Regions from separate parts of the Mus musculus genome. Here region 2 is linked to region 1. A link is a contact called in ENCODE Hi-C or POLR2A ChIA-PET data. All regions are on one chromosome and are shown on one strand. Each heading gives the region's core, a stretch centred on a gene start or an enhancer-like site at or near the end of the contact. The rest is flanking DNA. Distances are from core to core; before and after follow the strand shown. Region 1 holds the start of Stx12 (syntaxin 12). Region 2 has its middle 16 kb from the start of Fam76a.

Evidence for each region. Hi-C counts contacts between places; a loop is a spot of excess contacts on that map. ChIA-PET counts read pairs that join two places held with the same protein, here RNA polymerase II (POLR2A).
Region 2: POLR2A ChIA-PET joins it to region 1 with 16 read pairs in embryonic stem cell. The contact joins the enhancer-like site here to the promoter of Stx12 in region 1. A Hi-C loop is called at or near these places in 1 of 37 maps with a recorded cell type or tissue (T-helper 17 cell). POLR2A ChIA-PET finds 5 or more read pairs at or near these places in 2 of 5 experiments (both embryonic stem cell).

What each region holds. Positions count from the first base shown.
Region 1 is chr4:132,883,103-132,885,752 of GRCm38, reverse strand. It overlaps Stx12 (syntaxin 12), which reads left to right and starts at 1,295. Exons shown (of 9, transcript NM_133887.4): 1 at 1,295-1,505. The coding sequence starts at 1,388. It also overlaps the pseudogene Gm13033.
Region 2 is chr4:132,937,125-132,939,774 of GRCm38, reverse strand. No RefSeq gene overlaps it. Among named protein-coding and RNA genes, the nearest start is that of Fam76a, 16 kb to the right of the region's middle. Within about 2 kb of position 1,359, at least 1 of the 3 ENCODE cell types and tissues checked has a DNase peak (open chromatin) inside an H3K27ac peak, as active enhancers do.

The DNA.
Region 1 (2,650 bases), core at 46-2,545:
ATAGTTTGGGGCTGGAGAAATGACTCTGCAGTTAAGAACACTGGCTGCTCTTCCAGAGGACACAGGTTCAATTCCCAGCATTCACATGGCAGCTCACAGCTCTCTGTAACTCCAGGTCCAGGGGCTCTGTCACCCTCACAGGTACAGGCAAAAGACCAATGAGCATAAAAATAAATAATTAAAAGAGAAAGCAAAGGAGCAGTTTATGCTGTCTATCTGGAGTTTTACCATAAACATGGCTTATATGTCCACTCCATGGCCCAGCCCTCTAGTGAATATATGTCCTTGTTTCTGGTCTGTCTTGAGATACTGGTGGGTGAATTGCTGGCCGAAGAATGTGAATATCATATTCGAGCCCTGGGGGTCAAGGATGAATTTTTTTCTTAGAATTTTCCCCATAATCTTTTGAATCAGAAACCCTCTTCTTCCCTTTCACAGGATGGGAGTCAGGCAGTCATCTGTTACAGGAGGAGAGGCTCTGATGTAGTAGGAGAGGTTGGAGAAGGGTGCCCAGTTTTCGTAGGTGTGGTGCACATTGTAAGTTGGTGGGCTGTCAATCAAATGCCATCTGGCTGGCAACATATCTCATGACTGAATTCCGCAGGAAGGGAATGGTTTTTATTTGTTTGGAGTGTGAGTGGGTTTTCCGAGACAGGGTTTCTCTATGTAACCTTGGCTGTCCTGGAACTCACCCTGTATACCAGCCTGACCTCAAAGGAAGGAAATGTTAATCAACAATGTCCCAGAATCCCTTGAAGTGGGTAAGCACGGGGCACACCGTATTGGCGGATGGTTTCAGTAGTAACTTTATTCTTGCTAGAAATTTAGGTGTTGAACAGTTTTCACCATCGAATCCTGTCGGGTACAACTGCACGTGTACTGGTCCCATTCCATGCTCATGCATTCACCTCGATTTTGACATGGGTTGGAAAAGCAAGAACTTGCTGGGTGCCTGAACAACAGTGCCGCGCGGAGCAGCAGGATGCGGGAGCGGCAGGATGCGGGAGCAGCAGGATGCGGATGAGCGTGTTGGCGGCCGGAAGGTCGTGGAATGCGGGGCGCGCCGTCTGTAGACGACAGGCTGAAGAAGTCCGGTCCTGTACTGGCTTCACAGCTGGAGGAGTCGGGTCTTGCGAGAACGCTCACCGCCAGCAGTTCGAAAACTCTCAAGAGACGACCCACCGCCAATTCCAGCCGCACACGCGCACTGCAGGATGGGGCGGAGCGCGCGCATGCGCACCGCGATGGGCGGGGGGTCAGTGCGCACGCAGTCGCGGTCCCTTCCCCGCCCTTTCTCTTCCCGGTTTTCCTCTCAGCTGCTGGGCCCGGTCAGTGGCAGCTTCCGGTAGGAGCGCCGCGAAGCGCGACCCGGTCTCTGCTCACTGTCATGTCCTACGGTCCCTTAGACATGTATCGGAACCCCGGGCCGTCGGGGCCTCAGCCCCGGGACTTCAACAGCATCATCCAGACATGCAGTGGCAACATCCAGCGGATCAGCCAAGCCAGTGAGCGAGGGGACCCAGCCGGGAGCTGGGGGCGGCCTGAGGGACAGACGGTGGTGAAGCTGCCAAGTCGGGGAGCCCGGTCTGGGTCGCAGCTCAGGCCACACCTTGAGGCCGTCGCGAGCCTCCACTCTGGGCGCGGCGAGCTGCCTTTCCCTGGGTCGGCCAGGCTCGGGCCCTTTAGGTCCACACCCCTGTCTTAGGCGGTTAGAGTTCACGGTGTTGGGGGTCAACAGAGCCGACAGCCCCGATGGTGGGAGGGAGTGTGTGTCATCTCCAGGACTGTGAGCAGCAGTCTTGACTTGGCGCAGTGGTCAGCCGAGTTTTTCCTGTCGTCGCCGTCCCCCTCTCCCCACCCACCTTGTTTTCCTCAGTTCCGATCAGGGGGTGCTTACTTGGTTGCGACTTTAGGTTCACATTCAGCTCAGCGGTTGGGTCCTCAGACATCAGCAACTTTCAATTAAGGGAAGTGGAGAATGCGTGCGTTCGAGTGACTTAATACACTGTGTTTCCTGTAATTAACCTGGACGTCAGTCAGTGCCTGGCATTTAAGGGACGGGAGGACTGCTGCTTTATGGCACAGAATGCACCGGGAACATTTTAGGTTAGGTTGTCTTTGTAGCGAACGTTTTTCCCATTTCAAGCATGAAGATGTCCTCTTCTGCCTCCGTTGAGAGCTACTCTTGGCCACAATTACACACCAAGTAAGAGATGGCAGGGTTGGGCCAAGTCAGTTTGTAACTGCTTACCTTAAAACTCCCTTCTGTAGCTAGAGTCAAGTACAGGCTGTTTTTGAGTTTCAGAATCATCCCAGAGCCCTGTAAACAGAACAACAGAAGCAATTTTACTTTAAAAATGGTGACAACCATCTGTGTTGTTTATTATTCTGTTTTTTTTTTTTTTTTTTTTTTTTGTGAGCTTAGCTATACTGTTAATAAGTAGAGTCAGTTCTGAATTGCAGTTATGTCCTAAGCTTTAAAGCATAAGCTACCACTGTGCTTTTATTTTCTTTTTGAGACAGTTTTTTTGTAGCTCTGACTATCCTGGAACTCACTCTGTGTACCAGGCTGGCTTCAAAATTAGAGATCCACCTGCCTCTGCCTCCCAAGTGCTGGGATTAACAATGTACGCCACCACACCCAGCTTGT
Region 2 (2,650 bases), core at 110-2,609, 54 kb before region 1:
TGGCAGGGATCACGAAGCTCTATCCCCCCACCAGCGTCTCATCGCGTGGCCCTAACCCGTCTGAAGCTGGGTCTCTGACCTGCAAGCCTCCCCATCCACTCCAAGAGGCAGAGAGTATAACAGCGATACCTTCTTTTGCCGCACGGTGGCGCCTCTCACGGACCTTCCTTCCAAAAGGAAGACCCGCGGCCTTCAGACCCTGTTGTTTCTCCTTCCGATTTGATGTGGGTTGGGGATGTTCTGATAAACTGAGACTAGAACCCTGCTTCGGGAGCCACGCCACATCCGTATCCTTTCTACAAGTTCTGCCCCCACCGGGTGGTCACACGTTCAGGTCGAATGGACCCAGTAATAGGTGTCTGTTAGCAGGGTCTGGTGGTTCACGCCTGTCATCTCTACACTTAGGAGACCGAGGAAGGAGGATTCCGGAACATCTTAGTGACTTCCAGGTCAGCATGGACTACAAAGTGAGACCTAATAATTAATTAATTAATTAATAATAATATAACAACAGTCGTCCTAGTAGTAGTAGTAATAGCATTAGTAAATAATGGCGGCTAGAGAGATCGTAAACTCAGTGGTTAAGAGTACTTATTGCTGCTATTGCACAGGACCTTAGGAAAGGTGTCTTAATCTCCCTTAAAATTGCGTTTATTTGGTTACTTTGTTTATTTGTTTATTTACTGGTCTGAAGGGGAGCACATGCCAAGGCACATGTATGTAAGTAAAAGGCCAGCTAGCAGCAGTAGCACACCTTTCGACCGTGTGTGCTCTGGGTATCGAACTCTCATGGTCAGGCTTCGCAGCAATCACCCTAACTGGCTGAGCCATGTTAGCCGGCCTTTTCCATTTTAGAGAGGTGGAGTGAAGTAGGGTTAAGGGCACAGGCAGCTGAAATGACAACTCTTAGCTAGATTTTGTGGCTCTCACAGCTTTACAGTCCATCTGCTGAAAGCCCTACCTTCGTATTAGTCACAGCCCAGGGCATGAAAGGAACCCAAGGATTCTGCCTCCTTAATACGCATGCATTCAGGCTCACAGGCAGGCGCCTTGGCAGAGGAGGGGGCAGCTTTGCACCCACACTTCCTGCCTCCTGGTTTTACCTTGGAGGAGAGAAGAAAAGCCGAGTTCCTGCCCGGAGCCTGAGCCTGCTGATAGATTGGAGCTGCAGCGAGAGAGCTCCTTTCTGGCTGGCTGAAGGCTGGCTTTTTATAATCATGTTGGATCCCCTCCACTCTGCCCCAGGCAGCCAATCCCCATCAGAGTTTCCATTTCCTGCACGATGCAGAGTTTTCTGGTCTCCTGTCTTCCAGCATCTGTGCCCTGCCTGCTGGCAGAAGATTGTAATTCAAGCCGGGGACCTTGGGAACAGCCAAGAGTATTGAAAGCCTGTCACGCCATGGTGGGAGCCACCGCCCTATTGGGCTTAGTGGAGCTGACCACCAGCTTCCCTTAGGGCACAAAGATCTTTCACAACCCAACCCAATTAACACTAAAAGCGTTTATTGGGCACTTGCTGCATGACAGGACCTGCACATGCTCAGAGCACTCTGTGTACATGAGGCCTTTCCAATTCCAAATGGTCTTACAAAGTGCCATAGGCTGTTTCTTTTCTTTTTTTTTTAAATTTATTATTTATTTGTTTTATGTATGTGGAGACACTGTTGTTGTCTTCAGACACACCAGAAGAAGACACAAGATCCCATGACAGATGGTTGTGAGCCACCATGTGGTTGCTGGGAATTGAATTTGGGACCTCTGGAAGAGCAGTCGGTGCTCTTAACCGCTGAGCCATCTCTCTAGCCCTCGTGGCAAGTACTTTTATCCACTGAGCTATGGCTCTGGTTCAGACAGAGCATTCCTGAAAGCCTTTGGGTGGTGCTACTTGCAGAAGCACTCTGGGTAATTTTTTGGTGAACATAGGAATTGCTGGAAATTAGAATTATTCCTGACCCCAAAGTAGAAAGGGTCTGATGTAGCCACCCTGCCACTGGGTGGATGGATGTTGCCTACGAGCAACATGGCCATTTTGGCCCCTACTGGCGGAAGGTTGGCCCTTTATTGGCGGTTGCTAGTTCAGCCCCCAGAAGAGAGAGCCTTAGCCGCTCAGCCCATTCAAAGCCCCATCACTGTCTCCATGGAGACTCTTACAAAGTCTACTGCAAAGGCAGGGGGCTGAGATGTAGAGGCTAGCTGACATCCATAGGTGGGAAGTGGCTGGGCACCTCCTCTGCACATGGACTCTGGTCAGTATTCATGTGCAACGGAGGGCCCAGTGCTTTGCACCCACTTCATGTACATGTGCCTACCCACGCTACTTTTCCCCAGCCTTTCAGTCCTGTTCATTCCATGCCCTTGACAAGACACGCATGTTGCTGGTAGGAGCTGGAGTATGCTTACTCCCACCCATCCGTCTCCATGCAGAGGATGGAGAAGTAGGCTTGTCGTGGTTACACGCCTGGAGGGACTCTCACAGTCTGTAATAGAATGATCTGTGTCCATCTGACTTGTGAATTGGATTCAACTCTTCCCCTCTTGTTATCAGTGGGTTGCCAGGAGCCCTCCTGGTAACCATTGGGGCAGGTCAAAGGTAAGCTGTCAAGACCACACTAGAGAGCCAGATCCTCCTGGCGTTTGATCTCACACCTTC